Regions from separate parts of the Homo sapiens genome. Here regions 2 and 3 are each linked to region 1. A link is a contact called in ENCODE Hi-C data. All regions are on one chromosome and are shown on one strand. The core of a region is the stretch at or near the end of the contact, and the rest is flanking DNA. Distances in the headings are between cores, read along the strand shown.

Region 1 (3,104 bases), core at 421-2,920:
CCTCAGGTGATCCACCCTCCTCGGCCTCCCAAAGTGCTGGGATTACAGGTGTGAGCCATCGTGCCCGGCTAAAATAGTAAATTTATGTTATATGTATTTTACCACAATTTTGAAAAATATGTTCACATATACATAGGATTATGAATTCACAATTTAATGAACAAACTGAGGTTGTGAAAATGAACTTTTTAAGTAACAAAAATGGAAAGGGGAACCAAGAATTAAAGGTCCTAAAATGAATCATGTGTGTGTAACCACCATAGTACACAGGCAGGATTGGGGAACTGCAATCGCAAAGCAACTTTGTCTCCTATGTCCCTTGAAATCCAATTTGTGGGGCTAATGTATCCTGTAACTCTCAAAGAAAAACCCAGGCCTCCATAACTTCTCTAGTCATTTTTATTTAAAAAAATTCCTGTAGTCACACTTAAAGTGTAAAAACAGTCTCATTTCAGAGATGTAAATGTGCAAGCCCATGTTACAATCAAAATAGCCTATCATGTGAAGGTGACCTCTCTGGGTCTGCTGGGGGCGAGAGGCCAGCATCTGGGAAGGGAGGCCAGCATCCGGGAAGGGAGGCCTCCCTTGTTTACCGTTTCTGACCCTTCCAGGGACACAGCAGTGGGAGTGAAGCAGCAGCAAGAGACAGTCCTTAAGGTCTGGTGGTGGTGACTGGGCGCTGCTGGGCAAAAGTTTAACAAAGTTTAACAGCTTCCTTCCCCCATGGGCTCCTCAGATGCTCCTTGGAGTGGTTCCTCCCCTCCCTTCCCCCAGTCTCCCATCCTCATCTCCCATCACCTGGGGTCTCTTGGGGTGAGGGTTTCTCCCTGGCTCTTTGCTCTACTCCTTCCTCAGCACTGTGAGTCTGAAGTTCGCCTCCTTGAAACCCCGGGCCTCTTGCCCAGGCTCTATCACCCCAGGATGCAGGCCAGTTCTTCTACATGCATGCTCTGCCCTGACAAACTCTAGGAGTGGAGTCTGCACCCAGCCTCTCCCTTGCTTCGTCATCAAACACTTAGCCAGCACTGGCATCTCATCCTTCAGACTTTTCCAGGCAGGGGTCTGTTTAATCCACCAGATCAGGGACACATACTAAGCTCCATGGAGGCCCTTTCCCCTAATCTTGAGATAAAGTGTAGGTGGCACCCACTGCTCCCACTAGGGAGATGCCAAACACACCAATGGCCCTTTTCAAATAATTCTCATCCCAAATCCTCTTCCTTTACCTCTTAACTCCTGACTCTTTTCATACCCTTAAAGTGGGTGAGGGGGGTTGAGGATGACAGGTTTTTGACCACTCTGTTGTAAATGCTGCAGATGGTCTAGCCATGTGGTCTCTATTACTCCTTCCAGCAGACATCTATTTTAATCTTGTTACATGTGTTTATAAATACCTGCATTCATTATTTAACATAGTAACAGCCACCACTGAGTCCCTAATTTGTACCAAAGCACTAGGCCCTTTTTACAAACATCTCAGTTATTAACAAGTATGTTGGTAACTACTTTCTTTCCTAAGAATTTGTATAGTGAGTATTTTAAAATCTATGGAGTACATTATTCAGGTACTGAGTTTATTAAGATTCTCAGTAGGAAGAAATATTCTGAAAACCTAGTCACAGGACTTCAGAGGTTACGTAATCAACCCTACTCATTTCCTGTAAGAAGCAGCTGAGGTCCCCAAGGGCTGAGTGACTTGCCCAAGGTCATCATAGTGAGAGGAGATGAGAAGATATGAGTTTTCACTCATCACAGCTGCCTCTTATTCACAAAAAATACTAGATAAATGGCCTGCTAATTTTAATATTTATCAAACCAATGGTAGAAATGAATTTTTAATGCAAAATAACTATTTGAGTCTAAAAAAAGTGAACACACTGGGCTTTCAACACTACATAAAGCTGTATGAATCCCAACCTACTGTACAGGAGAATGGATTCTTAATTGAATCTGTGCCTCAGAGTGGAAGCATGATTTTTAAATGGAAAATCCTACAGAGGTAGCAGTGAGCGATGAGCTTTAGCCAGATGAATTATTCCAGGAGAAAGTAAAAGAGGAAACCATGCTAGCAAATGGCTTTTTCTTAAAGATCCCAAATAAACCAAATATGAATTTTGTGCAGTGAACTACTGTGTTTACTCCCATCTTCCCGGTCGTGGCACTGTCTCCTGTGCCCCGATCTTTAGACTATGGTCTCCAGGGTTTCCTATGTATACACAGCACAATGGTGATACTATTCATTTCTCTAACAAATAGTACTGCGTGCCCAGGATATACCATCCAGAGTTCTCAGACTTCAGTCCCATATGCTTCTTATGCAGCACAACAATCGTAGCTTTTAGGGCTCGCAGAAAACCTAGAGATAATTTAGTCCAATACTACATTTTGCAGGTAAGAAAGCTGAGGCTGGCTGTGGTGGCTCATGCCTACAATCCTAGCACTTTGGGAGGTCAAGGCGGGAGGATTGCTTGAGCCCAAGAATTCGAGACAAGCCTAGACAACATAGTGAGTCCCTATCTCTAAAAAAAGTCAAGAAAAGAAAAAAATTGGCCAGGCGTGGGTAGATGCCTGTAGTCCTAGCTCCTTGAGAGGCTGAGATAGGAGGATAGCTTGAGACGAGGAGATTGAGGCTGCAGTGAGCTAAGGTTGCACCAGCCTGGGCAAGAGTTAGATCCTGTCTCAAAAAGAAAAAAAAAAAAAAAAAAAAAAAAAAGAAAGAAAAAACTGAGGCCCAGAGAGGAAAATACCTTGCCCAGGAAGGTGACACAGAGAGTTAATGGCTCTAGTCACAAAGGATAAGCATTTTGACAGATTCATGGACTCTTGGGTAGCTCCATCTTCAGCTCTGAAGACCTCAAAGTCATTTTGTAGCCTGAAGTGCTAATTAAACCAGAAGAATCATGGACTTACTATTTATAGGGAGGAGTGAAGAAATTAGACCATGAAATCTGGGGACACAGAAGGAGATCTTGTCTCTTGAGATTCACATGTAACATCCAACTTTCATATTTTAACAGAACTTGGGTAATGCAGTCTCAATTTTCCTAATACTGGACTTATCTGGGTTGCAGTCTTGATGAACCACACCTACTACAGAGGTTTTT
Region 2 (3,463 bases), core at 232-2,731, 780 kb before region 1:
TCTTTGAGGAATTTCTAATGACATGGGAAAATGCTTGATATATAACATAGAATGGAAAAACAAAGAGTCAAAACTTTACATTCAATGGAATCTCAACTGGAAAGGAAAAAAATGCTTTCCATACATCCACACACTTTTCATTGGAAAAAAAATACAGTAGCTATGATTTATCAGGGATTTTTATTTTGTGTTTGCCAGTATTTCCCAAGCATTTTAAAATCCATATGTACTACCTTTATAATCAGAACTTCTCAATTTCACTAAAAAACAAAAACCTTCCGCAGAATGATAGCCAAGTGGTAAGAACTCTATTTCTGCTCAAAGTAGCTAGTGCAGAAACAAAGTCTCAACCTGGCTGACCCCATGAAGGAAGTGCTAAAGCTGGGATTCCTGTATTGAGTAGGAAGTTAAATAGCAACAATAATACAAACCATTTTGTTTGGAGAGTGCAGGGGTTGGCACACTGTGGTCTACAAACCAAATCTGGCTTAATTTTATACTGCTTGCAAGCTGAGAATGGCTTCTATTTTTTTTTTAATGGTTGAAAAAAATCAAAGAAGAGTAATATTTGGCAATACATGAACATTACATGAAAGTGGCATATCAGTGTCCAAAAACTAATTGGAACACACGCTCCCTTGTTATGCATTGCCTATGGCTGTTTTGAGGCTCCAGCAGCACAGCTGAGGAGTTAGACAGAGACCATATGGCCACACAGCCGAAAATATTTCTTATCTAGCCCTTTGCAGAAAAACTTTGCTGATCCTCAGGGTAATGCTTTTCAGCTAACAAAATATGTTCAATGGCTGAGAGTGGTGGCTCATGCTTGTAATCCAAGCACTTTGGGAGGCCAAGGCGGGCAGATCACCTGAGGTCAGGAGTTCGAGACCAGCCTGGCCAACATGGTGAAACCTGTCTCTACCAAAAATACAAAAATTTAGCTGGGCATGGTGGTAGGCACCTGTAATCCCAGCTACTTGGGAGGCTGAAGCAGGAGAATCGCCCGAACCCGGGAGGCGGAGTTGCAGTGAGTTAAGATCCCACCATTGCACTCCAGCCTGGGCAACAAGAGCGAAACTCCATCTCAAAAAAAAAAAAAAAAAAAAGTTCAAAACCACAGTCTCATTTCACCCTCACAATAAAAGTCTCCTGGTCCCTGGTAGGAGAGGAAGAAACAAATATAAGTCCAAGGTGAACCCTGGGATCGTGGCCAGGAAGGGAACAGACAGATCGGGCCCAGTTCCTTCACCTGTCAAGAAGTGAAAGGTGCACGAACCTCCCCCGAGAGCCTGCTGTTGCTTCTGGCTGTCCCCACTGTCTCTACCCCCGGCCCCAACTCAGCCACCTCTCCCCTCTGAAAGCAGCCACATTTCCTGTCAAGAGCGTGACCTTCTGAAACCTGCATGGTGGAGGCTGCAGCTGCAAAAAGGATGGTATTTTTATCCAGACCCTGCTTCCTGTTTGCTTCGCTGGGGGGTTTTGTTTGCGGGTGTTTGATTTTGTCATTTCTGATACAGACTCGGTTCCCATGTCAAAACAAAACAGAGAAGTCTGGCTCCTGCAAGGTATGCTGACTGCCTTGCAGCCCCACCTGCCTGGGGGGCCCTGTCCTGCTACTCTCCCTGCATGCTGCACAATCTCCTGTGACTTCCAGATACCCATCTTCTGCCCGTGCAGCAGCAGAAACCAGGGCAGCTGGGTGGGCAGAGAGGAAACAGGAGCATTTCTGCTGCAGGAAATGGAAAAATCCACTCTCTTATCAGACAGGAACAGCTAGAGAGTAGCTGGCTGGGCCCGGAGGGGAGCAAGCTGCAAGTTTTCCAGGGCTTCTGGAACCCTCTGTTCCTGGCTCAGAGAGGACCAGGACAGGATGTAGGTAGAGTGATGTATGGGACTTGGGAGCCATTTGCTGAAAATGTCCTGAGCTCTCGGACCTGCAGGATGGATCATTTGCTGATGCTCCCAGCAATAGACAAAAATGCCATGGTCTTCAACCCTCGTATCCTCACAGCTCAGCCAGATGTGGGAACAGACAGCAGATGCATATCAGCATCTAACAAGCCTGCGATAAGAAGAGCTCATGTTTACTGAGCACTTGCTGTTGCCCAGCCCTGAGTCTAGCATGTGTAGGAAATGATCTCATTTAATGCTTACAACAGCCCAAGGCAAATGTGAGGCAGGCTCTAATGAGCTCCTATTTTACAGTTGGGGATACTGAGGCACAGTGAGTTTAATTAACTTGCCCCAATCTACTCAGCTGGTAAGAGGCTCCAATACCCCCACACTTGACCCATGCTTGCTCCACCATGAGAATGTATGAGAGAGCCAAACTTGACCCCAGGTTTTAAGAGTTGGGGATCTGCATGCAGCCCAAAGCCTTCCTGTTTCCTCTTCTGCCAGCAAGCCTAGTGCCAGGCTCTGAGCCCAAGGGATGAAAGGGCCAGTCTGACCTTTGCTCCAACCACTTCCACCCTGGAGAGAAGCCATCAAAGCACACTGTTGGGGAATATGCAGTCTACCTAAGCATTGCACCTGGTATGAAGACACACGTGTAGTGGTTCAGAATTCAGACCCCACCATTTCCCAGTGGTTTGATCTCAGATGTGTCATCTCCTCTATCTGAGCCTCAGTTTCCCCATCTGTAGAATGGGGACTATAATCTCATAAGGTTGTCTGAGAATTAGATTATAAAGTGCTGACCATAGTGTCTGGAATGAGTAAAGTGTTTAGCTACTAGCTGGCTCTCCCCTACCCCACCTCCTGGCTCCAGCAGGCACCCCTCAGGAATGTAGGGCCCAGTCTTCAAGCTCCAAGACAACAAATAGCAGCACCAGATACAGTTATCTTTGGAGATCTGTGGACTGACTACAAGATAAGGCCAAAGGGCAGTTTGGGCATTGTGGTCAGTCTCCAAGATGCCACCCAAGTACCCCAGCCTCCTAGGATTCACCTTCTTGTCCAGTTCCCTCCCCCAGTGAACAGGGCTAATGTGTCACCAATAGGATGGAGTGTGCCTTGTGAGTCTGGGTCATAAAAGATGTTTCAGCTGGCCAGGCACGGTGGCTCATGCCTGTAATCCCAGAACTTTGGGAGGCCGAGGCGGGCAGATAACCTGAGGTTAGGAGTTTGAGACCATCCTGGCCAACATGGTGAAACCCTGTCTCTACTAAAAATACAAAAATTAGCCGAGTGTGGTGGCACATGCCTGTAATCCCAGCTACCTGGGAGGCTGAGGTAGGAGAATCGGTTGAACCCAGGAGGCAGAGGTTGCAGTGAGCTGAGATCACGCCAGCCTGGGCAACAGAGTGAGACTCCATCTCAAAAAAAAAAAAACAAAAAAAAGATGTTTCAGCTTCTGTCTTGCCCCTTGGATCACCTGTTCTGGGAAAGCCAGCTGTCATAGTGTGGACTTAGCAGTCCTGTGAAAAGACCACCAGTGAGGGAGTGAGGCCTCCTGCCAACA
Region 3 (3,316 bases), core at 550-3,049, 800 kb after region 1:
GATCACAGAGATGATGAGCCTAAAGAGATATGATGACTAAATGTAATAGGGTGCCCTGGATAATACCAGGACAGAAAAAGGACATTAGGGAAAAACTAAGGAAATGTGAATAAAGTACAGATTAGAGTTAATAATAATGTATCAATATTGGTTCAGTAATTGTGACATTTCAGATATTAGTAATAGGGGAAACGTGGGCTATATGGGCACTCACTGAAGTATCTTTGCGATAACTTTGTAAATCTAAAATTATTCTAAAACAAAAAGGTTATTGGGGAAAAAAAGAATGGGTCAACATTTCAAAACAAATAAATAAAAAACCACTGAGACAAGTATAGCTCTCAAGACTTAGCAAATACTAAATCTTCTCTTAAGACTGAAAAACTCAGATTTCACGACTGCCACAGGCCTTCATCTCCCAATGTTGTGTACTGTGCTGGTAGGCCATTCTTGGCTTCTAATGAAGTAACTTTAAATTCTATTGTGAAAATTCAGCTGAAAACAGACTGGGGAATAGAAACCAGTGTCAGAAGTTACTGTTTTAGGCCAGGCACAGTGGCTCTTGCCAGTAATCCCAAACACTTTGGGAGGTCCAGGAGGAAGGATATCTTGCCTCCAGGAGTTCAAGACCAGGCAGGAAAACATAGTGAGACTCCATCTCTATTTCAACTTTTTTTTAATTAAAAAGAAAAAAAAGCCGGGTGTGGTGGCTCCCGCCTATAATCCCAACACTCTGGGAGGCCGAGGCGGGTGGATCACCTGAGGTCGGGAGTTTGAGACCAGCCTGGCCAACATGGTGAAACCCTGTCTTTACTAAAGATACAAAAATTAGCCGGGCGTGGTGGCACACGTCTGTAATCCCAGCTATTCGGAAAGCTGAGGCAGGAGAATCGCTTGAACCCAAGAAGCGGAGGTTGCAGTGAGCCAAGATCCCGCCACTGCCCTTCAGCGTGGACGAGAGAGAGACTCCGTCTCTAAATAAATAAATAGAATGGCTTTAAAAAAAAAAAAAGGAAAGAAAAAGAAGTTACCGCTTTATGGCAATGGGTTGTACAGCCTGGCCCGTCCCATTAAAACAAATTCCTAAGAACCACGCAAAACTAGATTAGAATGCAAAGCTAAGCCACCTCTCTGGGCAAAGTCACACTGGTAGCCGGTGGGCTGAAACTGGTGTGCAGATGCCCTGCAAAATATAATTATTAATCTAAATGTGTTGTCACCATTTTAAAAATGTTTCTCATATTCATTTCTCGCTTCTCTTAGAATTCGTACAACAAACATGGACTGTGCACCTACTAAGGGCTTTACATTCACCACCTCGGTTTACCCCGCAGTACAAGCGTGTATGTCCATTTTAGAAGACGAAACTGAGGGCCAGAGAGGAACCGTGACTTGCCCACGGTAAGAGAGCCATACGGATTCGAACCCTGGCCAGATTCACTCTGGAGCTCAGGGTTCTCCTACTGCTCCACCCGTGGGAGGAAAGGCCCGGACCAGGCCATGAGGAGCCCTGGGTTCTGGCCCAGCCTCCGCACGAAAGCGCAGGGCTGCCCCAGGCGAGGCCCTCCGCCTCCCGGGGGGCTCAAATTCCCCTCCGGAAGTAACTTTCGAACAACCGCCGAGGGAACGTATTCAGGCCCTGAGCGGAGCGACAGCCGGGCCCACCAAGCGGCGCCGCTGGAGACAGGCCGGCCGGGAAAGCCAGGCCACCGCACCGAGGACGGCTCTCTCTCGGTTCCCACCCCACCGCAAAGCTGCGGCACTCACCTCCCGCGCCGCCGCGCCGCTCCCCCGGAAGTAGTTCCCTGCGACCCTGAGTCCCGGAAGTGACGCGCACTGAGCAACCAACCGGCTCTGTTCCGCCCGCGTTGCCAGGTTTCTGGGTGAGGCACCGCTGGGTTTTGTCGACTTTTGTCCCTGTTCTGTGGGTTCGAGCTGGACAAAGAGGTTTGGGGAAATGAAATCTAGAGCTTGTCAATTCTTTAAGCTCCTATATCACTCAGCTCGTTTCAGCAACATTTTTGTTTAATTAAAAAGAAAACAAAAGAAATTACTTCTCGGGGCTGGGCACGGTGGCTCACGCCTGTAATCCCAGCACTTTGGGAGGCCGAGGCGGACGGATCACTTGAGGTCAGGAGTTCGAGACCAGCCTGGTCAACATGGTGAAACCCCGTCTCTACCAAAAATACAAAAATTAGCCGGGCGTGGTGGCGGGCGCCTGTAATCCCAGCTGCTTGGGAGGCTGAGGCAAGAGAATCTCTTGAATCCCGGGAGGCAGAAGTTGCAGTGAGCCGAGATCGCGCCACTGCACTCCAGCCTGGGCGACAGAATGAGACTCTTCCTCAAAAAAAAAAAAAAAAAAAAAAAAAAGTTACTTATTCATCGCAATGGGCTGTATAGCTTGGCCCGTCTCATTGTAACAAATTCGTAAGAACTGCGCGAAACTAGATTAGAATTTTGTCCTATGCAAAGCTAAGCCATCTCCCAGAGCAGAGCACAGTCACAACTGGTAGCTGGTGAGCTAAAACGGGTGTGTAGCTGTCCTGCAAAATGTTCATCTGGATGTGTTGTCACTATTTCAAAAGTGTTTCTCACGTTCATTTCCTTAATTTTATGCCAGGTCCTGAGCTAGGAGCCTACAATGCAGAGAGGAGACAAACAGAAACACCTCTTGTAATTCAGACAGAAGCAAATCATTATAATTCATTCAAAAAGCATTCACTGAGCGCGTACTCTATGCTTTGTCCTTGTAACTGAGGACACAGTGCTAAAGCAGACACATACAGTCTCTGCCCTTGTGGTGCTTACAGTCCGTTGGAGGGAGACAGACTAATTAAATGAATGTGTAATCATATAACAGGATAAGTTTTTTGAAGGCAAAGAACAGTGTTCCATGATTAAGAAGGGGTGGGGGGCAAGTAGTAGGAGAAAAAGAAACCTAGATGAGAGTGTGATAACCAGCCTCCACCATAAACCCTGACGATTCTTGGCTCCTGATATCCATACCCCTCTGTAGTCACCTCCCACCAAGAATAAGACTGACCTGTATAACCCATAGGATATTGCGGAAATCTTGGAGCACGAGTTCCAAGATAAAGTCATAAAAGACATTGCAACTTCCTCTTTCCTCTGTCTTGATTGCTCATGGGGAATCCATGTTGTGAAGACACTCAAGCAGTCCTATGGAGAGGCTCGCATGGGGAGTAACTGAGCTGCCTGCCAACAACCAGCTCCAACTTGCCAGCCATGTGTATGAGCCAAGTGGCTCCAGCAGTCCTAGTCAAGCTTTCAAATGACTGTGGCCTGGCCAAAATCT

What was found. A loop is a pair of places that touch in the nucleus more often than their neighbours do. Pooled maps may share reads with other maps.
Region 2: a loop to region 1 is called in a pooled map, with 9 times the contacts of the local background. The contact joins two enhancer-like sites. A Hi-C loop is called at or near these places in 6 of 37 single-sample maps with no recorded cell type and 5 of 50 pooled maps.
Region 3: a loop to region 1 is called in a pooled map, with 4 times the contacts of the local background. The contact joins the promoter of MANBAL here to the enhancer-like site in region 1. A Hi-C loop is called at or near these places in 4 of 37 single-sample maps with no recorded cell type and 4 of 50 pooled maps.

What each region holds. Positions count from the first base shown.
Region 1 is chr20:38,093,062-38,096,165 of GRCh38, reverse strand. No RefSeq gene overlaps it. Among named protein-coding and RNA genes, the nearest start is that of RPRD1B, 61 kb to the right of the region's middle. RefSeq lists silencers at 293-352, 2,965-3,104. Within about 2 kb of position 1,670, at least 20 of the 41 ENCODE cell types and tissues checked have a DNase peak (open chromatin) inside an H3K27ac peak, as active enhancers do.
Region 2 is chr20:38,873,614-38,877,076 of GRCh38, reverse strand. All of the region lies in intron 2 of PPP1R16B (protein phosphatase 1 regulatory subunit 16B), which reads right to left. Among named protein-coding and RNA genes, the nearest start is that of FAM83D, 51 kb to the left of the region's middle. Within about 2 kb of position 1,481, at least 16 of the 41 ENCODE cell types and tissues checked have a DNase peak (open chromatin) inside an H3K27ac peak, as active enhancers do.
Region 3 is chr20:37,288,138-37,291,453 of GRCh38, reverse strand. It overlaps MANBAL (mannosidase beta like), which reads right to left and starts at 1,799. Exons shown (of 3, transcript NM_001003897.2): 1 at 1,768-1,799. RefSeq lists enhancers at 925-1,829, 1,902-2,011.